Regions from separate parts of the Homo sapiens genome. Here all the other regions are linked to region 1. A link is a loop called in an ENCODE intact Hi-C map of the cell type or tissue named here. Cell type or tissue: heart right ventricle. All regions are shown on one strand.

What was found. A loop is a pair of places that touch in the nucleus more often than their neighbours do. Peaks named below come from ENCODE experiments on the same cell type or tissue, not always from the same donor. Only the 100,000 strongest peaks of a DNase experiment are listed, where the experiment ranks them.
Region 2: a loop joins it to region 1, with 2.8 times the contacts of the local background. A loop is called at or near these places in 5 of 110 quality-filtered maps.
Region 3: a loop joins it to region 1, with 3 times the contacts of the local background. A loop is called at or near these places in 13 of 110 quality-filtered maps.

What each region holds. Positions count from the first base shown.
Region 1 is chr16:15,700,190-15,708,189 of GRCh38, forward strand. All of the region lies in intron 8 of NDE1 (nudE neurodevelopment protein 1), which reads left to right. MYH11 (myosin heavy chain 11) reads right to left here. Exons shown (of 41, transcript NM_002474.3): 41 at 2,946-3,934. The coding sequence ends at 3,802. Among named protein-coding and RNA genes, the nearest start is that of NDE1, 54 kb to the left of the region's middle. In heart right ventricle, a CTCF peak has its summit at 4,522 (motif pointing left); a DNase peak (open chromatin) is centred at 4,512.
Region 2 is chr16:15,603,870-15,611,869 of GRCh38, forward strand. MARF1 (meiosis regulator and mRNA stability factor 1) reads right to left here. Exons shown (of 27, transcript NM_014647.4): 18 at 7,723-7,865; 19 at 7,106-7,239; 20 at 5,654-5,856; 21 at 4,422-4,649; 22 at 299-529. It overlaps MIR6506 (microRNA 6506), which reads right to left and starts at 7,226; the gene lies at 7,161-7,226. RefSeq lists an enhancer at 6,603-6,897. In heart right ventricle, no CTCF peak of the experiment used is centred here; a DNase peak (open chromatin) is centred at 4,022; H3K27ac peaks cover 1,933 bases.
Region 3 is chr16:15,519,018-15,527,017 of GRCh38, forward strand. All of the region lies in intron 2 of MPV17L-BMERB1 (MPV17L-BMERB1 readthrough), which reads left to right. The region is part of intron 2 of BMERB1 (bMERB domain containing 1); the gene reads left to right. LOC105371102 (a long non-coding RNA gene) reads right to left here and starts at 1,994. Exons shown (of 3, transcript XR_933129.3): 1 at 1,909-1,994. In heart right ventricle, a CTCF peak has its summit at 4,142; DNase peaks (open chromatin) are centred at 2,571, 2,866 and 4,234; H3K27ac peaks cover 1,483 bases.

The DNA.
Region 1 (8,000 bases):
GGGTTCAAACGGTTCTTGTTCCTGAGTCTTCCAGGTAGCTGGGATTACAGGCACCCACCACCACACCTGGCTGAATTTTTTGTATTTTTAATAGAGACGGGGTTTTGCCATGTTGCCCAGTGTGGTCTTGAACTCCTGGCCTCAAGTGATCCTCCCATCTCGGCCTCCCAGAATGCTGGGATTTCAAGCATGAGCCATCGTTCCCATGCCCCATTGTGTTGCACTAACCCAAGCGGAGGTCCTGATTGGTCTTTTTTTTTTTTTTCTTTTTTGAGACAGAGTCATGCTCTTGCCCTGTCTTGTCCAGGCTGGAGTGTAGTGGTGCAATTTCGGCTCACCGCAGCCTCCGCCTCCTAGGTTCAAGCGATTCTCTTATCTCAGCTTCCCAAGTAGCTGGGACTACAGGAGTGTGCCACTACACCCACTAATTTTGTATTTTTAGTGAGAAACGGGGTTTCACCATGTTGGCCATGCTGGTCTTGAACTCCCGGCCTCAAGTGATCCTCCCGCCTCAGCCTCCCAGAGTGCTGGAATTACAGGCCTGAGCCACCGTGCCTGGCCCCTGATTGGTCTTGACAGGTGTTTTTAATGTCCCAAGTCTCCGTAAATGTGGGATGGAGCTTCTCTCAGAGGCTCTTCCCCCCAACTCCCAACCAGGTGGAATCGTCTTCCAGAACAAAATCTCCCAGTGCTTTGTGGTGTACTGAAATCATGTCTAAGAACAGAGAACTTAACAGTCACATGCCTTTTTAAAAACTGGAATAGGCTGGGCGCGGTGGCTCAGGCCGGTAATCCTAAGACTTTGGAAGGCCGAGGCGGGTGGATTACCTGAGGTCAGGAGTTCAAGACCAGCCTGGCCAACATGGTGAAACCCCATCTCTACTAAAAATACAAAAAATTAGCTGGGTGCAGTGGTGCGTGCCTATAATTCCAGCTACTCCAGATGTTGAGGCAGGAGAGTTGCTTGGACCCGGGAGGTGGAGGGTGCAGTGAGCCAAGATTGCGCTACTGTACTCCAGCCTGGGCAACAGAGTGAGACTCCGTCTCCAAAAAAAAAAAAAAAGGTGTCATAAACCTCTGAGACTGTAGCCTGCTTCTTAGCTTCTCATTGAGATTCCTAGAGGTGCGTTCGAGTTTTCAGAGTAATTTTCCAGACCAACCAGCGTCAGTGGGAAATCTGACCTCTTTTGGCAAACTGCGATCATTCATTTTCCTGAGTCCCCTGGTGGGGTGGGGGGAATTCTGCCTCAGGACCCTGAGGGGTCTTTGGGGCAAGATGGCCTTGGTAATGCAGCCACTAAGAACAGGACTTCATTCAAAGGCATAATGAAGTAACCAGGGTGACCATCAAGTAAAATTAAAGCACAAGATCATTGTAGGAGGCTTCCTTGTCAAAGACGTGAACGTGGGATTTCCAACGCACCATGGTGTGTCCACTCATCACTGCATGTTAGGAACTGCTGTCTCTTTGGGACACGAGTTAAAAGAACACACTAATTTCTGGAGTGTGCCTGCAGCTTCACGGCCTTCATTTTGTTACTAAGTTATTTTCTGGAAGAACAGCAAAAATTTCAGGTTGAAAACAGAACTTTCCAAGTGCTACTGAAATTCCGCAGAGAATTACGCTGCGATGGTGGGTTTCTTACCCTAGAAACATCCTAACCTGTATCCACAGAAGATGTCCTTTTATTTTTTTAAAAGATCAATAAAATCAAGAGAAACGAATGTTGAACTTGTTGGGCTTCTGGTCAAAGAGGCTTTGTATGTTTATACTTTAATGTTTTCCCACAGAGTGGTGAAAAACTTTTTTTAACCAAGTTAAAAAATATGAAAAAATCTTTTTGAAAATTTCTATTCAAGCCAGGTTTTTAGAAATGTATCCGGGATGTGTTTGTGCGTCATTCAAGGCATATTAGCATCTGGTCACAAGATGGAGTCCTTTGTTTCCATGTTTCCTGTCTCCCAAATCTGTCTGATCCCATGGAGTTGGTGGTATACGGCATCGTTTGTGTTGAACAGAGCCTTTGCAGGCATGTCTGTCTAAAACACTCAAGCTGAAAGAAGGACAGGGCCTACAGCTTGTTTTTATGGCCCTTACTCTAAGAATGATTTATTATGTTTTTAAGGGTTGTTTTAAAGAAGATGAATATTCGGCAAGACCATATGTAGCCTGTAAAGGCTAAAATACTATCTGGCTGGGTGGGTGGTGGTGGTGGTGTGAGAGACAAGGTGTTACTGTTACCTAGGCTGCAGTGCAGTGGCGTGATCATAGCTCACTGCAGCCTGGAACTCCTGGCTCACATGATCCTCCTGCCTTAGCCTTCCAAGAGGTTGGGAGTACAGGTGTGCACTATCCTGCCTGGCTTACTAACAACAACAACAAAAAAACACCTTTTTTTTATAGAGACGGGGGTCTCTCTCGGCTAGGCTGGCCTCCAACTCCTGGCCTCAAGTGATTTTCCCATCTCAGCCTCCCAAAGTGCTGGGATTCCAGGTGTGAGCCACTGTACCCAGCCACCATCTGACGTTTTGTGGAAAGTGTTTGCTGACTCATTGGACAAGACCTTGTGTTTTAACTCAAAAAATCAAGGAAATCCTGTATTTTTCTTAAGATACTGGTTTTGATGAGTCAAGATGTTCTTCCCAGTCATGTTCGAGGGCAGGGGGCAGTGGCCCTTAGACCACACATCACCTTATTTCTCTCCCCTGCCCTCCCTGCTGAGCGGCCCAGTAACCCCCTTAGACAGTCTCACTTTGCATCTCTGCTCTGCTCTCTGGCTGGCTGTGGGGTTGTAGGCAATTGATTTCACCTCTCTAGGCCTCAGTTTCTGCATTCATGACGTTAACCCTGACTTCAGAGAATCTTTGGGACGATGAAGCAAAACCCAGCCTTCCCCAACTCCTTTTCCTCTATAGAAAACAGCTCAACAGAAAAGCCAACGACATTGTGATTTATAACCATTTATTAGTGAAAGTGTTTTTAAGCACAGTCAGGGTGTAAACAGTGCAGCATTCCTGCTCCCCTCCGTGGGAGCAGCGTCTCCTTTTCAATTCATGTGACTACAGAAGGCACTTGGTGAACTGTGCGTGTCTGAGGTGTGGAAACCAGGAGAGGGGGAAAGAATTCTCAAAGGCCTGACGTGAGAAGTTGGAAAGGTTTGCAGGTTAGGGAATGAATTGGGAGTGGGGGCCGGCGGCACCCATTTCGGTGACTTTCTCCCCATTTCATGTAAACAGAATTGCCAGGGACCGGTTACCGTGGATATGTTTTTCTAAAAACTCAGTGTCTGCACAATCCATTGATAGAACTGGAGGATGTGTCTGTGTTTCCTGTTGGGTTTTTCTCATCTCTTACATCATACAAACTTCAATTTTTACCTTGAATACAGGGGTAGTAGGGGTGGTGGTGGTGGTGGTGGTTGAGACAGGGTCTCTGTTGCCCAGGCTGGAGTGCAATGATGCAATTATAGCTCATTGCAGCCTCGAAGTCCTGGGCTGGAGCGTTCTTCCTGGCTCAGCCTCCCTAGTAGCTGGGACCACAGGTGTGTACCACCACGCCCAGCTTATTTTTAAATTCTTGTATAGATGAGGTTTTACTACGTTGCCCAGGCTGGAGGGTGGTGGTTTTTATATTCCTTGTGTGAGGGGTGTCTGTGATATTTGGAATTTGAGAATGGATTTAGACAATGCTAAGTACAGTCTGCTGGGTTTTGCTTTGTTCTGGGTTGTTGTTGGGTTTTTTTTGTTTGTTTGTTTTGGTTTTTGGTTTTCTTGCCGTGGTGCAAAACTGTAGAAAGTTGCTTATTCACTGGCCTTGGTTCCATTGAAGTCTGCGTCTCGAGTGTCCGTTTCCTCCTCAGAACCATCTGCATTTTCAATAACTCTACGTCCTCCAGACCTTCTAGAAGGAACGAAAGAGGTCTCGTTTCCTCGCCTGTGGGTTGTAAGAAAACACATTATTTAGCAAAGAAATCTTCATGGTTGGGATAGATTTTTTATAAATCTATTTTAAACTTGTAGCTATAGTCCTATTGCAATATAAATTTTTTTTATGGCAGAAAACACACACGGCACAAATAAGATGCAGATATTCAAGTTGAAGTCAACAAATCATTGCCAGTCTTAAGGCATGAGTGATTGAATTTAATCAGCTGAAATTGGTTGCGGGGGTGGGTGGAGAAGGTTTTTCAAAGCAAGACGATCTGCTTTTCAATATGTCAGGCTTGGTCATTTGAGAAGCCACAGGATTCTGGTCTGCTGTGGTCTTTGATTTAGAATAGGAAAAAAACGCCAAAAACCAAGCAGGGGATTTTGTCTTCTGACTTTATTCATAGCCCATGGGGCAGAGTTGAAGAGAGAACATACTGTTTTTCTTCTGTATCTCCTCACCCCCATTCGCCTTAGAGGTGAGTTTTCAAGATTTGAATTGGAAGAAGGTGAAATGGACAAGGGCAGCCTTGAGAAGGACACAGAGGGGCTCCCTGGTTAAAAGGCGAGACAGCACCCCCTGCTGGTGTGAATGTTCATGGACTGAGTTTTCCCCACTGCAGGGACTGCTGCATCTGTTTTGCTGATCGTGGAACATACCGCACATGGCGTAAAACAGGTGCCCAGTGAATATTAGAAAAGGAAATTATACGTGTTAATCCAAGGTGGATTATTTTATTAAATTGAGATGAGGTCTTGATATTGTTGCCCAGGCTGGTCTGGAACTCCTGAGCTCAAGCAGTTCTCCTACCTTGGCCTCCCAAAGCGCTGGCATTACAGGCGTGGGCCACCACACCTGGCCTTCAAGGTGGATTTAAAAAAGAAATTTAAGAGTCTCTCTCACCCAGGCTGGAGTGCAGTGGCATGATCTTGGCTCACTGCAACCTCTGCCTCCTGAGTTCCAGCAGTCCTTGAGCCTCAGTATTGAGTAGCTGGGACTACATGCACGTGCACACTGCCACGCCTGGCTAATTTTTGTATTTTTAGCAGAGATGGGATTTTGCCATGTGACCCAGGCTGGTCTTGAACTCCTGGCCTCAAACGATCCACCTGTCTTAGCCTCTCAAAGTGTTGGGATTACAGGTGTGTGCCAGTGCACCTGGCCTCTGAGGTGGATTTTAGCTCCAGCCAGTAGGACACCCCTGTCTCTCCTTAATGCTGCCATCTCCTCTCTGCGCTGGTTCTCTCTTGAGTTTATCACCTCGACTTCACAGGAAGGGCTGGTCACGTGAGGGGAGACTTTGGGTAGGAGGAAGAGAGTGGGCAGAAGAAGGAAAAATCAGATCTGCCTGCTGCCAGCCTTCACCGTTCAGAAGAAACACTTAACTCTTTTCAGCAACCGCAACAAATAATTATGTTGGGCTCTGGCCATCTGGCCCTGTTTGACCTGAATCGGAAGACAGGTCTTATTTTAGGACATCAAAGAAGAGAGCAGACTTTTGCTCCCCACGCAAGGGTTGGATAAGAAGCCATAAGGATGAACACAACTCAGTGACCAATTCTTTAGTCAAAAGGAACAACTCGGCTGGGCATGGTGGCTCACACCTGTAATCTCAGCACTTTGGGAGGCTGAGGCGGGCGGATCATGAGGTCAGGAGATCGAGACCATCCTGGCTAACATGGTGAAACCGTGTCTCTACTAAAAATACAAAAAATTAGCCGGGCGTGCTGGCGGGTGCCTGTAGTCCCAGCTACTCGGGAGGGAGGCTGAGGCAGGAGAATGACATGAACCCAGGAGGCGGAGCTTGCAGTGAGCCGAGATGTGGCCACTGCACTCCAGCCTAGGCGACAGGGTGAGACTCCGTCTCAAAAAAAAAAAAAAAAAAAAATCAAGGCCCAGAGATTCATGATCACTGAGAAGAGGAATTCGCAAATGACCCTTTTGTTGACAGAGGATGGGAGAGACCCCGGCTGGGAAAGCCCACCTGGCTATAAAGGATGGGACTTCCCGCAGTGCAGCGATCAGGAATAAATACTTAAAGCTGCAGCCACTTCAAAGTAAACACTCCTAGCCCAGCTTCACAGAGAAGCTTCTGGACTTGCAGCCCTACTAGAGAACTCTCCATCCTTCTCTCTCTAGATGTGACCCTTAAGTCTTTTTCTTTTTTAGCACTGTTTTCCAAGCGCTTGACTCAGAAGGATGCTCAAATTCAGCGCAGAGGAGCAGCAGTTTGACTGTTCCCTGTACGCTCCCCACACAGCTCTCTTCGTCACAGTTTTAACTCCAGGTTCAAACCCTGATGGGTTGGCCAGTTGCTGCGACTCATGCCTGTAATCCCAGCACTTGGGGAGGCCGAGGTGGGCAGATCACTCGTGAGGTCAGTTGTTCGAGGCCATCCTGGCCAATATGGTGAAACCCCGTCTCTACTAAATATACTAAATTAGCCGTGCGTGGTGGCAGGCGCCTGGAATCCCAGTCACTCAGGAGGCTGAGGCAGGAGAATTGCTTGAACCCAGGAGGTGAAGGCTGCAGTGAGCCAACGTTGTGCCACTGCACTCCAGCCTGGGAAACAGCAAGACTGTCTCCAAAAAAAAAAACAAAAAAAAATCTGATGAGCTGGGAAGTAGTCCCTAACCTCCACATCAGTGCTCTAGGCACTCTCTTTTTGGCTCTTGGAAGAGTCTATTTGCTAACTGGAAAAGCTTAATGGATAAATTTGCTCCCTTGACCTAAGAAATACATTGTGCCCTGGGCCGTTGAAGCTCCTTGCTTGGCTGTCAGCCTGCAAGATACTCTGTTTTGGCTGAAGTGCTTTTCTTGGAACTGGTTTCAAATCCTAGACCAAGGTTGACACCAACTATACCTGTTACAGGAACTAAGGGACCCCCCTAAAGGTTTTCTTAAAGGGTCTGATCCTGGAGAATCTGGAATTTTTTTTTGAAATAGAGTCTCGCTGTGTTGCCCAGGCTGGAGTGCAGTGGCGTGATCTTGGCTCACTGCAGCCTCTGCCTCCCAGGTTCAAGCGATTCTCCTGCCTCAGCCTTCCAAGTAACTGGGACTACAGACATGCCACCACTCCTGGCTAATTTTTGTATTTTTAGGAGAGACGGGGTTTTACCATGTTGGCCAGGCTGGTCCTGACCTCAAGTTATCTGCCCGCCTCGGCCTCCCAAAGTGCTGGGATTATAGGCATGACCCACTGTGCCTGGCCTAGCATTTGGATTCTATTCGTGGACTCAGCTTATCCAAGGCCTCGGGAATCATCTTGAGTGTAAGCACCTGCTAGTTTGCAAGGACTCAGTTTCCCACTGACCAGTGGGTTCTGCACTTCAGCCCACCCTGGAATTTGGCTTATCCTATGATCCCAATCAGCTGGTAGGAGAGCTGCTTGAAGTGTCCTAGAAACTCATCTGCTCCCCCACAAAACTGGCTCTTAACAAGACCTCACCCTGCGCTTTAAGTATTTTGGTAGTGACAGCAAAGCTGAGATTCTCCAAAAATGAAGATGGACACAAATGAGGGTTGGTTTGGCCTCTCCATGAGGTGAAGTCAGATCCACATGGCCTAACTTCACCTGTGAAAAGTTGGTCATGCTTGTAATCCCAGCATTTGGGGAGGCCAAGGCGCGCGGATCACCTGAAGTCAGGAGTTTGAGACCAGCCTGGCCAACATGGTGATATCCTGTCTCTAATAAAAATACAAAAATTAGCTGGGCGAGGTGGCGGGAGCCTGTAATCCCAGCTACTCAGAAGGCTGAGGTAGGAGAATCGCTTGAACCCAGGAGGCAAAGGTTGCGGTGAGCCAAGATTGCGCCATTGCACTCCAGAGCGAGACTCCGTCTCAAAAAAAAAAAAAAAAAAAAGCAAAATCCCAGAGCAGCAGAGACCTCTTCATGCTTTCTTGGGAAGGGCCCTGTGTGCATCCTTGAGTCTTGGGTATCCACTCCCCAGTCCCTGAACATGTACATGCCCGTGAAGCCTCCAGAAAAGGCTCTGCCAGGACTGTGCTTGGCTTTGCGGTGGTCAGCTTCCACCCCGTGTGCTGAAAATGCAGTTTGTAGCTAGACATCACT
Region 2 (8,000 bases), 96 kb before region 1:
AATCCATCCTGGAATGGGACAAACACACCCCAGAGCCAGGATCAGGAGACCAGGCTTTCATCCTAGAACGGGACAAACACACCCCAGTGCCAGGATGAGGAGACCAGGCTTTCACTGGCTTCTGCCACCCATTTAGGCAGGGCTGCTTCACTGCCTGAGGTCTCGGCGTGTTCATCCATGAAATGGTCTCTCGGGTCCCTTCCAGCTCTACACACTCTAATCTAGACCATCAGGTAATCCGGAAATGCCCAATCGATAGTTTTCAATGATAGTTCTAAAGAGCCATTAACGTGCCTACCTCAACCAAGTATGGCAGGCTCTTCAGCAGTTCGGTCAAGGTCATGAATCCATATTCACAGGGGTTAAGGGGAGTGTTGTGGGTACTTTCGTAATGTCTCTTGAGCTCCTCAACAGAAAGATGGGTGGTTCCTTCCCAAGACATCAACAATACCAGCAACTGGGCAGTGAGAGATCGCAGAGACTTTCGGTTGATCAGCTGAATCTGTCTGCCAGATTCTATATCGGCAACCTGGGGAAAACGAGAATTCACACTTTTCAGAGCTCAAGAGAGACACCCTAGGTTATACCCAACTCAGCTCACTTCATTTTGGTTAATGAGACCAACAGATGAAAAATCTCTAATTTTTTTCTCTTACACTGAAATAAAGCAAGTGGGTTTGTTTTTAGCGTCTTTGGGACACCAGACCAACATGGAAGCAGAAACTGTCCTCCCCCTGCCGGTCCATAACTGAAAACTCTCAACAAGATAATAATGGGGGAGGAAATTGCATCATTCTCTTTATTTTTCATTCATTCTTTCCAAACCCCACTATAAGAAGGACACAGACTGGCCAGCTGATGGCCAGTGGTCCAAGCTTGTGAAGTGTGGGTTGCTGTGCTCGAAGGGGGGTAGGGATGGGGAGGCTAGACTCTAAGCAACACTCACATGGCTTCTGTGCAGACCCGACTTGCCCATATGCGTCCCCAGGGCGGGCTGGGGAGGTGAGAGAGGGCCTACTCTGATTACAAGGCAAGCTGCATTTTTCTAGTCTGCTATTACTCACCACAAAGCTGGTATTTTCATCTGACTAGTAACTGTCCACTCCTCAATTATTTCAGATTCTCAAGGAGATAAAGGGTTTAAGCGGTTAAATGCGCTGAGAGGGAAACCTTACAAAAAAGACAGAGATTGTCACTTGGGGACCAAACACCATGTGAAGAAACACGCATCTGGTGACTGAGCCAGCAGGCTGTGGGTGGCGAGGGTGAGGCTGTGGCGTGAGCCTTTCCTGGCACAAAAACAGGCAGAGCTTTGGCACACACACGGCTCCGGCACTGCTCTCACAAACCAATGCTCATCCTGACAGCTTGTTTGCCCCCTTTATCTGGTTTTCCTGCCAGGGCCAAAGGTCTTGGCAGGGCTAAGTCACCACAAGTTGGCACTCTTTGGACCGTGGATTCTGAGAGGCAGAGAGAGGTGGGTGGCACTTGAGGAGCCATCCCAAGACCAGGGCATCTTTATCTGGTTCTGACATGTGCCCAGAGCCAAGGCAGGAGGGAGGCTGGCAGGGTCCCACCCTACTTATCATGATTATGGGACTGTATAGATTTCCTCCTCAGAAGCGGGTTTAATCAACCAACCGATACAAGTCCAGGGGATCCCAGTCATCTTAGCCACCCAGACCCCCACCATCACTACAGCTGCTTAGGAAAGAAACCAAACCAGAGCCTGCTCCTCTGGTGCGACTTGGATCCATCCCTTGATTCTCAATCCCGGCTATGCATTAGAATTGCCTGGGGAGCTTTTAAAAACACCAATGCTCAGAGTGTGCTGGGACTAATTCTATAAGAATCTGAAAGGTAAGGTTGGAGAAGCTCCCAGGAGACCCAGTGGGCAGCCAGGGAGGCACCACGGAGCCTCTCTCAGCTCTCCCCATTCTTGCTGCTCACACCCCAGCTGCCCACCCATCACACTCACCCAGCAAAGCCCTAGGTCATGGCGTGGGGTCTTCCTATCCACCTGAGTCCACCCCTTTCATCATCCTGGGCAACTGAACACCCAGGGACCTGTCCCACACCACAGCCGTATAGCCTTTCAATGCCTTGCCTCTGTCATCTCCGACGACATCCTCCTGTGTTCAATTTCACTGCAGACACCCATCTCCAGGGTCACAGTGCAAACCTGTCATTACCCCATCCAACATAAATCATTCAAACCTCCTGAGCATCCCACTTGCAAAAGCAAGTCTGGAGCTGCTGTTGGGGTGGGAGTGCAGAAAGAGACTCTACCCGCTCAACTCCGCCCCTTCTCAAACCTCAGCAGCATCACTGCCTCCTATCTGCTCCCAATTTGCCAGCCCACTCCCTTGCTTCACTCTCCTCTTTTGTCATGCTGGCACTGACATTCTTGTCAATATTTAAATTCGCTCATCCCATGCCTTTTCCTGACGCCCATCGGTAAACTCCCACCTTGAATCCAACCACCTGCTTTCCCTGAACCGACACCTGCATAGCCACACCCCAACTGCTGCTCTCCCAGAGTCTACGGTGCCAACTTGCAGTGAGCTCTCGATACCCCTGCACTCCACGTGACATCCTGATCAAGCCACTCTCCACTCACCATGACAACTGTGGACCTTCTCCCCACTCCTAAGTCCTGAGCCCTGCCTCTCCTCTCTCTCTCTAAGCAGAGATCAGTCCCTCTCTCTAGTGGAAAACCACTCTTGGAAGAGGACTCCCTTCTATTCCTGATGATAAACATCAGACCTGCCCATGCCTGCCCCCAGCCTATTGCCCTGTATACTTCCTCCTTCCTCTGTGTGCTGTTTCCTAGTCTCCCACACCTCAAGGCCCTCCTGTCTTACCCCTTCTCGCCCTTGTATGTTCATCTTCTCTCTCTAGACAGATCCACATCAATGGCTTTCAGACATGCTCAAGTTTTTCCAGGTAGGAAAACCAACAGCCCAAATCCTCCCTTGCTCCCTCAGCCCCACAGCCTCTAGCTGCTGCCACAGCCCTCCATCTTCACAAGCAGACAAACCAGGATGCTGTCCAGATGACCTGGGCCATTTTCTCACCTCTCCTCACTCCTCACCACACTCCAAGGTGGCTTCTGTCTACACAACCAACACTGCCACTGACCTGGCCAGCAGCACCGACTCTTCCCACTGAGCTAAACCTGGAAGTCAGGCAGTCCCTCTCTGACCAGCCCTCCTGCGATGCTGCTGGCCATTCCTCTGCCTTGGCTCAGGGATGTTCGGCTCTCCTGGTTGTGCTTCCTGCTCTCTCACCTCCTCCTCCAACCAATCAGTACCTAAGGAGAGCTCTGAGCGTTCCTACCTCTGCCAAGGTAAGAACGTCTTCTTAGCTGCAGTCCAATACATTAAAAAACAGTGGGGGCTGGGTGCAGTGGCTCATGCCTGTAATCCCAGCACTCTGGGAGGCTGAGGTGGGCGGATTACCTGAGGCCAGGAGTTCGAGATCAGCCTGGCCAACACGGTGAAGCCCTGTCTCTACTAAAAATACAAAAACTAGCTGGGCGTAGTGGCGGGCGCCTGTAATCCCAGCTACCCAGGAGGCTGAGGAAGAAGAATCTCTTGAACCTGGGAGGCGGAGGTTGCAGTGAGCCAAGATCGCACCACTGCACTCTAGCCTGGGCCACAGAGCAAGACTCCAACTCCAAAAAAACCCCACAGTGGGAAGGAAAGGGAGAGTGAACCCGTTCTGGCTGTTTACGGAATTAAATGACACAGAAATGTGTGCAGCTAGTAATGGGCCTGTAACTGAGGGTGCCGTCCTTCATGCTTCCCTTTCCATTCCTTCCTCCTGGCAGTGACTTCTTCTGGTCCTGTGGGGGAGGAGGCCGAAAACTGGCAGCTGCTCTGCCTAGGACAGGAAGGGTCAAGTGCAGTCCAGGACAGCAAACAGCACGAGCTGCCCTCTCTACTACAGCTCTGCCAGTGACAAAGGCCACTCTGCACCCTCGCTTGCTCCTAAGCCTACTCCTAAGTGGGTGAGAATGTGGAGGGAGAGGACACTGTGTGATTACGGGCTCCCAAGAACGTCACAGGCAAAACTCACACTGGAAGGAGTCAAGCTCAGGCCAGCAGTGCTGAGGCAGCTGCACCTCATGACCGAACCCTGGGGTGAAGAGTGACCTCATCAGTTCACAAAGGCATTGCTTTGGCAAGGCCATTCAGAAACACACAAGAGGAAGACCAAAACTCTCAACTTCCAAACCAAGGCTTCTATTACCTAATAAGCACTAATGACACAAAACGAGTCATAATGCTGTGACAGTTAAGTAGTTCAAGGTGTAAATAAAGAAACGCTACAGCACACGCAAACGTCCTAATGAGAATTAGGTCACTGTGAGTTTTATCCCATGAGGGAAAAAAAAAAAAAAAAAAAAAAACATTTACCTTCACGACATGGCAGAGTTTCTGAGTTAAAGCCGAAATGGAACTGACATCATAGTCTTGGAGACGAAATGTATAACCAAAAGTTTTAGCATATTCTGTAAGGAGATCTGTCATCATAAGGCAGTTATCTTTTTGGGACCGAAGGAGTTTAACAAACTGGGCAGCTAGAGCTTTGAACCGCTCCACCTCTGTCAGAGTAAGGATCTTTTCTTCTCCACATTCCAATACCTTTGAAAACACACGGGGGGAGGAAAGGGAAAATAAACAAATCACGGGTGTTTACAGAATAGCAAAAAAAGTATGCAGCTAGTAATGAAAAAACAAGTCAGCGTTACTGAATGGGTATAAAGTTTCAGTTGTGTAAGATGAAAAAGTTCAGAAGATCGGTTGCATAACAATGTGAATGTGCTGACCACTACTGGACAGGAGATATAAAGATAGTTACGAAGGTAAGTTCTATGTTATGTGTATTGTGCCACAATAAAACAATTTTTAAAAAGCACTTCAGTAGTAAAAAAAGAAAATAAAATCAACAACAGAAATTTGGTTTAACTTAGCAACAGCGAACAGCTTAGCACTGATGTTACCTCATGTACTCAGACCTACCTTCAACACGAAGGATTTTAAAAGTATAAAAGTAATGAACAAATATTCAGTGTAAGAAATCAGCAGGTGTGGTGGCTCACGCCTGTAATCCCAGCACTCTGGGAGGCTGAGACAGGCGGATCAACTGAGGTCAGGAGCTCAAGACCAGCCTGGCCAACGTGGTGAAACACCATCTCTACTAAAAATAGAAAAATTAGCTGGGCATGGTGGCGGGCACCTGTAATCCCCAGCTACTCGGGAGGTTGAGGCAAGTGAACTGCTTGAACCCGCAGGCGGAGGTTGCAGTGAGCCAAGATTGCGCCATTGCACTCCAGCCTGGGCGACAAGAAAGAAACTCCGTCTCAAAAAACAAAAACAAACAAACAAAAAAAAGAAAACCTACTGAATCTTTTTTTCAATAATTACCCCCAAAACAAGTTTGAATAATCCTTTATTGAAGGAAAAAGCCATATTTATCTAAAAATACTAATGAGTCAGGAATATGGCTTCTCTGACTGGAATAGCTTAGATTTTCATCCTCTTTCGTAACTCCCTACTTCCCAGAAAAACAGGTCTGGAACGTGAAAAAGTATTTCCTATACGTTGTTCAGAAAAATACTTTATAAAATTAGAATTTCTTCACTCACTTGTAAAGTATCAGGTATGGCTTCAAAAAGTTCAAGTAGTTTGGTAAACCCATAGTACGCAAGTTTGCACTGCCGGCCAAAGTGGTGATGGTAAGAAGGGATAAATTTATTAAAGGGCATCCGGAAATGGGGTTGGTGACGCAGCAAATCAACGACATCCTTGGAGAACTGTTTTGTCCTTTCTATTTCATCCTGAGTGCGTTCTTTTAAAAAAACCAAAAAACATAAAATCACAGTTTTTTTCTACCCATTTGTGTTCAACATCCACACTAGAGTAAATCCTTTTGGGAATTTATAAACGATATCATCCTTGCCTTCCAAACACACACAACCTAAAACAAACACATATACTCTTCCCTCTTTGCAAGTGGTTCTCAAACATGTTCCAGGGCAGAACACCAGGAAGTTATGATATTATTATATTATGAAATTCATATATATTCATCTTATAAGCTAGAAACAATGTCATCTTATAAGCTAGAAACAATTTTCTAGCCCCTGCCCCATATCTATTAACATGACACACACCCAGGTCCCTGTACTTAAGCAAGTACTCTAGAAATTATTCCCATGAAATCACGCTTCTGAATATCCCCACTTTTTTTGTTTATTCATCTGATCTTCAGTTAAAACTTGCTAGCAGAAGAGAGAATCAGGCTTCAAAAGTTGAACAAAAATAAACAGGAGGGAAAGCTTAAGCTGAGATTGTTTCTATTAATTTTTAAGTGAGAATGGGCCCTGGAATTCTATGATTTCATGGACATCAATGTTCTGCAGGAGCACCGTTTAAGAACCAGATAATAGAAGGAGGATACGACCATACAGTCACCCCTTGGTGTTCTCAAGGGATCGGGTCCAGGACCCTGCCTGGATACCAAAATCCGCACCTACTCAAGTCTTGCGGTCTGCCCCGCGGAAACTGCAGACACGAAAAATTGGCCCCCAGTATCCATGAGTTTCGCATCCCTCAAATACTGTACTTTCTACCCGTAACTGGACCTGTGCAGTTCTGACTTCAACTATTAAAATTTGAAAGGCAAAAGAAAAAAAAACATTCGAGTTGTCTTCCCTTCTCAAGTGTGCACAGTAAATAAAGTAGCTCAGAGTTCAACAGAAGAGCAAAGCCAACAGGCACGGTGACAGATTCTCAACTGGATGACTAAGGCTCATGTAGCCACAGCCAGGCTGCAGAAGGCATTTGAGCAAAGTGCTGATGATGCCCCTTTTTCCCCTTAGAGTCAATTCTAAAAAGCCAGCCTGCTTTTGTTCTTGAGAACAGCTTCACCTACTTTGAAGAACACAGAATCCAAAGAGCAGCAGTTTTCACACTGTGCTTTCTGTGGAATCTTCAGGAAGCACGGACAGGGAGGGAAAACCACATCTTCCATGCCACACTATGTTAAAATAACAGGAGATAGACAATATCCTTCCAGCAAATGTTAAGTCACATACCTCTTTTGGGGATACAAATCACCATTTCATTATCTTGTTGGGACAAGCAGATGGTTGTGTCTGGAATCTCTGATACGATGTCAATCAACTCACAAACACCATATTCAGTGACATCCCAGTCCTTTGAGAAACACCTAGGTTTTAACAACGGAAGTGGATACGGAATGAGTAGTATCATCGGTAGAAGAACTACAAGTTTTCCGGCCGGGCGCTGGGGCTCACGCCTGTAATCCCAGCACTTTGGGAGGCCGAGGTGGACGGATCACGAGGTCAAGAGATCGCGACCATCCTGGCTAACATGGTGAAACCCCGTCTCTACTAAAAAATAGAAAAAATAAGCCGGGTGTGGTGGCGGGCGCCTGTAGTCCCAGCTACTCTGGAGGCTGAGGCAGGACAACGGCATAAACCCGGGAGGCGGAGCTTGCAGTGAGCCAAGATCGTGCCACTGGGCGACAGAGCGAGACTCCGTCTCAAAAAAAAAAAAAAAAAAACAAAAAACTACTACAAGTTTTCCAAAAGAATGCTTAATAGAAATACTAGATAACTATTTAGAGTTTGGCAGAAGATAAAATGTCCTAAAATATTTACTTTCATTTCTGTTCTTTTCATCAACTCACCAGTGATAAGCCTGTGAGAATTCTCTCACAATGACCTGTTTGCTGGCCTGGGATTTGAGAAGTTTTAGTAAATCCTGAGTAAAGCGCTTCACCTGGGCCCTGTGGGTAAGGGTCAGCAGACGTTTGGAGCCCATTCCAAGAATCTGCAAAGCAAATAGTTTATTTATACACATAAGACCTCAGCAGACAGCGACTTCCTTGCTGCTGGCTCACCCTCTCGTTACTAGCCTCAGAGCATGACTCCCTTTATGTAGAATGTGTGCAATTTGAAACACATG
Region 3 (8,000 bases), 180 kb before region 1:
GTCAAATGTGCAATAAATTATTCTTTCTCACTCCATCCTTACCCCAACAATCCTCTTACACACACACACACACACACACACACACACACACGTGAGACACTCTTGGCACAGAGTAGGAGAGAAAAAAATTTCAGACCCTACTGATCATTTTCAGGCTCAGGCGAGGAAGCTTTAAGTGACAGGAATGTGACAGCCCTGGGCTGAAAGACTCCCGGTGGCCGTAGTGTAATAGCCGCGGTGAGATTTGTTTTGTCACACCTGCTGCGAAGTAATCACCTTAATGCCCATCAGCTGCTGCAGAGACCATGTGAGTCAGCCCCTATTTCATGGTTGAGAATGTGTCTCACTTCCAATGCTTCTCGCAGCATTAACTCTTTTATTTTTATTTCTTGTGACAGAGTCTCGCTCTGTCGCCCAGGCTGGAGTGCAGTGGTGCGATCTCGGCTCACTGCAACCTCCGTCTCCTGGGTTCAAGCGATTCTTGTGCCTCGGCCTTCCAAGTAGCTGAGACTACAGGTGCCCACCACCATGCCCAGCTAATTTTTGTATTTTTAGTAGAGACAAGGTTTCACCATGTTGGCCAGGCTGGTCTTGAACTCCTGGCCTCAAGTGATCTGCCCTCCTTGGCCTCCTTGGGATTACAGGTGTGAGCCACTGCACCCAGCCTGCATTGACTCTTTTAAGCATGAGTCCGGGGGGGACTGCCTGCCCCAGCCCCAAAGCTCTGGCACCCTCACATTTAGATTATTTCATGGGCTTCCTTTTTCTCAGCTGATTTAACTTGTCCTTTCCCCCAAGATCCACAGCCCCTGCCTGTTCTTCCTCTTTTCCTGCCACGACAGTGAGGAAGAAGAGGAGGGAGATTTCCCTACTCCCAGGGAATGGTGAGAACTCGGGAGATGTGGGATCAGAGGTCATCATCCTGGCTCTCTGACGTCCTTGGTCTGTGACCTTGGACACATGAGGGAGCACACAGAGTTGCTGTTTCCCGCGGGCACTGATATGCCACCCTGAGTGCTACGTCCCCTGCATGCATTCACCCCTTAATTTTAGCTTCTTGAGTCCTCGCAAGAACCCCAATAGAGTAAGTTCTATCTCTTTTATTTTATGAATGAGGAAATTGAGGTCGGAGAGGCAAAGTGACTTGTTCGAGGTCACCAGCTAGGATAAAGTAGTACCAGGATTTGAACCCAAGGTGTCTGTCTCGTGGGGGCAGAGCCCTTAACCTTAAGCTGTTCTGTTATCTTTATTCTCAATGCCAGGACCCCTTTTCTCTTTGCCTTACTCTTTTACAACGCAAGGACAAACCCCCGATTAGATGCCCCCAGTCCCACACTTGGTCTTGTCTTGTTCTGCAATGTTGAATTGTGTGTGGTGGAACTTGGACAGATTTTACTAAGTCAGGCTTTGGACTTTTCTGTACCATTGAAACTGACCCAATAGTCCCATCATAGATGTTCTTTTTTTTTTTTTTTTTTTTTGAGACAAGAGTCTCGATCTGCCACCCAGGCTGGAGTGCAGTGGGGCACGATCTGGACTCACTACAAGCTCCACCTCCCGGGTTCACGCCATTCTCCTGCCTCAGCCTCCCGAGTAGCTGGGACTACAGGCGCCCGCCACCACGCCTGGCTAACTTTTTTTTGTATTTTTTAGTAGAGACGGGGTTTCACCGTGTTAGCCAGGATGGTCTCGATCTCCTGACCTCGTGATCCTCCCGCCTTGGCCTCCCAAAGTGCTGGGATTACAGGCATGAGCCACTGCACCCGGCCCATAGATACTCTTTTGGATAAATACAGAAGTTGACCTTTCTGATCTTAAAGCTTGAAGCCCTCATTTGTCTTATCTGAGTTATTTCCTCAGGAAGGGACCCCCAGGCCTCTCAAAAAATATCAAAGAACTGAAACTCACCAGATTACCACATCCAGAGATGAGATACCAGACCCCTCATTCATCATGATTGCTTCCTTGCTCCTCCCGAGTTCCTGTTTTCTTCATGATTGCTTCCTTGCTCCTCCCGAGTTCCTGTTTTCTTATACATTGTTACATTTCTTCCCTGCTATGTAAACTCCTAGTTTTAGTTGGTCAGGGAGATGGATTTGAGACTGAGCTCCCATCTCCTTGGCTGCAGCACGCAATTAAAATCTTCCTTGGCAATACTCATCTTGTCAGTGATGGGCTTTCTATGCGGCGAGCAGCAGGACCTAGACCAAACCCCTGGTGTTTCAGTATCACCATTTCTCTGCACATAAACTGTTTATTTCAGAGACCAAAATGATGAGCTCCAATGCAGACAGTCAAAGTTTGTGAAGTCAGTCTGCTGGGAATGTGCTGTAGAAAAAGAACCCGGTTCCCGTAATAACTCTTAAGGCCCACAACAGTTGGCATTTACAGACCCCTTATTGTGGACCTAGGCTTGTGCTAAGCCCTTTACACACATGCTCACATAACCCACATCAAATGCTTACTAACAGAAAGATGCATCAGGAACCACCCCAACCCAGGACACCCACTTGCCCTGAATCAGGCCCAGGAGGTCAAGTTCACAGACCAGCCATAAGTGAGCTCCCAGCAGGCAGGTGTGAACTCTGAGTGTGCTCCTCACTCTGAATTTCCAGTGTGTGTTCCCTTGCTGACTTCCCTTTGCTTGACCCCTGGTTTCCAATGTGCAAAATGGCATTTAGAGATCTCTTTCTTGAGGCTTGGCAATTTTATCAACTTTACTGGAACAGGGCAGTAACACAAAACTGCCTCCGGAAAACAGGCAGCAAACATCTGGCAGATAATGCTTGAAACGCCTGTGTTTTCTCACTTCTTGACCCTATGTTCCACCCACCTCCTAGTACCTCCCACTGCTACCCCATCTCCCTACCCATCCTGCCCCCATCTTACTGCAGGCAAGAACTCTCAGAGGCTGTCAACAACCTCAGACTCATTTTCTCGCCTTCCTTCCAGCACTGAATCACATCATTAGTTTTTAATAATTCTTCTTGCAGCCCCTCTGGCTCGCTTCAGCTTTTCCACATCTAGTCTACCAACCCGCTCCTGCTGTTTATCTGGGTTTCAGATAATTAAGTATCTTTGGCCTCCACATGGGGCAGGGGTGTGGTTATCTTCCTTTTACACCCGCTTGCTGGATTTTCATAAAAAGGGATAGCATGCCCTGCCACTCAGCTTGCTCTGGGCAAAAGCAGGTTTTAATCAGCCAGAGACAGAACTGCAGCAGGCAGGGAAGGTAGGCGTGCGAAGGACATATTTCAAGAGCACAGCCTTTGAGTTCCAATATTTCCAGAGCCTGGGCTTGAAATCCAGTAACTTCGTTTTATTAAGAGGTACCAAGTGTGGTAAAGAGGACAGGCCCTGGGAACCTGGCAGAGATTCAAAATGGGGTAATAGTGCATGCATTGTGTTGAAAACCACACACACACACACACACACACGGAAAGTGTGTGCATTGTAGATAGCAGTTCTTTTAAAACATTTTCTATGCTGGCTAGTTTTCTAGTGTTTTATTGTTTTGATTCATATAATCCTCACTATCACCATCCAGGCAGAAAATATCACATAGCCTTTATTTTATAGATGAGGAAACTGAGGCACTGAGAGGTCAAGTCTCTTGCCCATGGTTGTACAGTTTCCATGAAATAGCATTCTAAGTCCAGATGAAATGGGAAAAGTTCCCTTGTCCCCCTCGCAGGGTGTGTGATGTCGGAGTGGCTCGCTTCTTCAGTGCCCCGCTGCTCAAACCTCTAGGGGACCATAGAGATGGGCCAGTTGTCGGGATCTGATCCCACGGCAGTGTCTAGGGGTGGATGTTTACAACTCCTGAAGCTTCAGTGTGTGTGTGTTACATGGTGCTCTTTTAGTTTTGCTATCTATAGGCGGCTTGTGTTAACTAGCTCAATTAGACCCTCTACGTTGTCCCAAGGACAGAGGGCTTTCTGTATCCTGGGTTCTTGCCTTGGTGCACCAGAAGAATCGGATCACACCTGGACTTGGAGAATGAGAGCAAGGTTTTATTGAGTGGAGGTAGCTCTCAGCAGATGGGGGAAGCCAGAAGGGGATGGAGTGGGAAGGTTTCCCCCTGGAGTCAGGCCGCCCAGCAGCCTGGGCACTCCTCCGACTGCCCAGGCCAAACTCCACTTTGTTCCGCCAGTAGATGGCCTGCCAGCATCTGTCATGTGCTCTTCTGCCAGCGTGTTCCTCTTGACGTCTTCTTGACATCCAGACGCTTGTGTCTTCTTTGCCGATCTGCAGCTCTTGACGTCCAGCAGCTTGTGTGTCACCTGCTAGGGTCTTGGGGTTTTTATAGATACAGGATGGGGGCATGGCAGGCCAGGGTGGTCTTGGGAAATGCAACATTTGGGCAGGAAAACAAAAATGCCTGTCCTCACCTAGGACTGTGGGCACAGGCGTGGGGGTGGAGCCCTTACCAGGGACCACACCCTCCTCTACCCAGCACTTCCCTTCCTTCCTTCTGTAGCATTTAAAGCGACCATGCCCTTCCCTTCCTATCACCTCTCTTGCATATCACAGAGTCCATGGTCTCAGTCATCAAGCTGTGGGGTCTCTCAACTAGCTTTGAATTCTACTTCTTACCAACTGTGTGGCCTGGAGCAAATACTTTGTCCTGTTTCAGCCTCGGCTTCCCCATCAGTACAAGGGGGACAGTGATATCTCCCTGCAGCATCATAGCAAGGGATGAAAACAGACACAGGTATGAAATTGGGTGGCCCTTCCTAGGTAGTAAGCAATTCAAAATTCCCTTCTTTCCTTTCATTGTTAACATTGTGCTTCGTGGGAGAGTAGGGCATCAGGGCTGCTTATGGTTGTCTCCAGAGAATTCCCAGAAAATATTCCTCTCCCCAAGAGAAGATGGGATTCACTGTGGTTTCCTTGAGACCCTCTTGGGAGGTGCCAACTCTCTTGAGAGTGGCTCTCAACCATTAAGTGCAACTCTACCCTGGGGCCTTGATTTTATTATGATGATTATTTAAGATTTTTTTATAAACCTGCATTTTTTCCCCTTTAATGAGCTGATAATTCTGAAGTCTGTTAGGAAGAGCTTCAAGCCAAGGGCAAAATGAAGCATGTGCGTTTATGTAACTTGACACATTTCAGCCACATTCAGGAGCTCTGCGTCACTTTAGTTGCACACAGGGTTTTAAATAGCATCTTCCAGGAACAGGTCACCATTGCCGGGGCCACTGTACATATCGGATGGGAAGAGATGCCCTTAATTGCAGAAGATCTAAGAAGCAGTTTGTCTTGGACAAAATATACAAGAAGTTGGGGTGTAGGGGAGGGAAAGGAAGGAAGAAGAAACGGAGAGACTAAAGGGAGGAGAGAGGAGGGAGAATTTCTAAGCTAGACTTCTGAATGGAAGGACCCTCCTCCTGAATTTCTAAATGTACTGGGAGGTGGGGAGGAAGGTGGGAATCTGTGTTGATTGAATGGAGAAATACATGTTAGTCTGGGCGCAGTGGCTCATACCTGTAATCCCAGCACTTTGGGAGGCTGAGGCAGGTGGATCACCTGAAATCAGGAGTTCCAGACCAGCCTGGCCAACATGGCAAAACCCCATCTCTACTAAAAATACAAAAAAATTAGCTAGGCATGGTGGTGTGCACCTGAAATCCCAGCTACTCGAGAGGCTTGAGGCACAAGAGTTGCTTTAACCTGGGAGGCAGAGGTTTCCATGAGCCAAGATTGTGCCACTGCATTCCAGCCTGGGTGACAGAATGAGACTCTGTGTCAAAGAAAATAAATAAATCAAATAAATGTTCTGTACTTGACAAGCTCTTGCTGCTACGAGTTGCCTTTCATGGTCAGAACAAGTTTCGAGAAGGAAAATACTCTCTAGAAGTTCCGTCTTCCTAGAACTGTATTACATTCTGCTCAGAGGACCACCTCTGAACCACCTAGACTCCATTGGGTTGGGAGGGAGATTACCATGTAAGACCCTGGTGATTATCAATTTTATGCATCAACTTGAGTGGGCCACAGGGTTCCCAGATGTTTGGCCAAAGATTCTTCGATGTATGTGTCTGCAAGAGCATTGGTGGATGAAATTAACATTTGAATTGGTAAACTGAGTAAAGCAGACTGCCCTCCCTAATGTAGAGGTGGGTGGGCCCCGTCCAATCAGTTGAAGGCCTGACTACAACAGAAAGGGTGAGTAGGAGGGAACTCCTGCTGCCTGATTGCTTGGGCTGGGACATGGGTCTTTTCCGGCCTTTGAACGCAAACTGAAACATCAGCTCTTCTTGGGTCTTGAGCCTGCCAGCCTTTGGACTGGAACTTAACACCGTCAGCTCTCCTGGGTCTCCAGCTGCCACCTATAGATCTTGGGACTTCTTGGCCTCCAAAATCCCATGAGCCAATTCCTTATCATAAATCTTTTTCCAGGCCAGGTGCAGTGGTTCACGCCTGTAATTCCAGCACTTTGGGAGGCCAAGGTGGGCAGATCATTTGAGGTCAGGAGTTTTGAGACCAGCCTGGCCAATGTGGTGAATCCCTGCCTCTACTAAAAATACAAAAATTAGCCGGCTGTGGTGGCGTGTGCTTTCAGTCCCAGCTACTCGGAAAGTCGAGGCAGGAGAATCGCTTGAACTTGGGAGGTGGAGGTTGCAGTGAGCCAAGATTATGCCAGTGCACTCCAGCCTGGGCAACAGAGTGAGATCCCATCTCAGAAAAAAAAAAAAGAAAAAAGAAAAGAATAAAGAAAAAACAAATAAAATAAATCTCTTCAGTAGTATTGGTTCTGTTTCTCTGGAGAACCCTGACTGATAGAGCCCTTTTTATTCTCAGAAATTTTCATTTGGATAGTTTATCAGGTTAGCAAAGACCTAGCAAGTTGGATAAAATGAAAATATAGGGAAATTGGCCTTATCTCTTTGGAAAACAGTTCATTGTTACCTAGTAAAGATGAACAGGTGATTATAACCTGCAGTTTTGCTCCTGGGTCTACCCCTGGTTAGCCAGTAGCTTCATGTGGCTATTTCAGTTTAAATTAATTAAAATTAAATAGCATGTAAAATTCAGTCTCTCGGTAGCCTGAGCCATATTTCAAGCACTCATTAGTAAATAATGGCTAGTGGCTACCCTATTGGAAAGCATACATTTGTATAGGACATTTCTATTGTTGTAGAACATTCTATTCACCAGCACTGCCCTAGAGAAACTACACATGAGCATCAGGAGGCATGTTCCAGAATGTTCATAACTGCCTCGTTTGTGGTCTAGCTGTACCACAGAATACTATACAGCAGTGAAAAATGAATGAGCAACAGGTATGAACATGAAAGCATCTCAAAAACAAGATGTTGAGCAACAGGTTTATATAAAGTGTATAAAAGTAAAAAATATAGGCCGGGCGTGGTGGCTCACGCCTCTAATCCCAGCACTTTGGGAGGCTGAGGTGGGTGGATCACAAGTTCAGGAGATTGAGACCATCCTGGCTAACACGGCGAAACCCCGTTTCTACTAAAAATACAAAAATTAGCTGGGTGTGGTGGTGTATGCCTGTAGTCCCAGCTAGTCGGGAGGCTGAGGCAGGAGAATCGCTTGAACCCAGGAGGTGGAGGTTGCAGTGAGCTGAGATCCCGCCACTGCACTCCAGCCTGGGCAACAGAGCGAGACTGCATCTCAAAAAAAAAAAAAAAAAAAAACTAAAAAATATAATTGTTCCGGGCTTCATATATGGGTGGTAAATGATAAAAATAAAAAGCATTACCACAAGTTTGTGATAGTGCCTACCTCTGAGGGAATGAGAAAAATATGAGGGAATGGGGCACACGGGGCCGTCTAAAAGTCACACACAGATTTTTACTTAAGTAGGATGTTGGGAAAATAACTGCTTTATTATTCCATAAAAATAATATAATAATAATTCTATGAAGTATGAAATAATAGTAAATAATAATAAAATATAATAAATCATATTTTATTATATTTTATTATTATTATAGTATATTTTATATAAATTTTACTATAAAAATAAA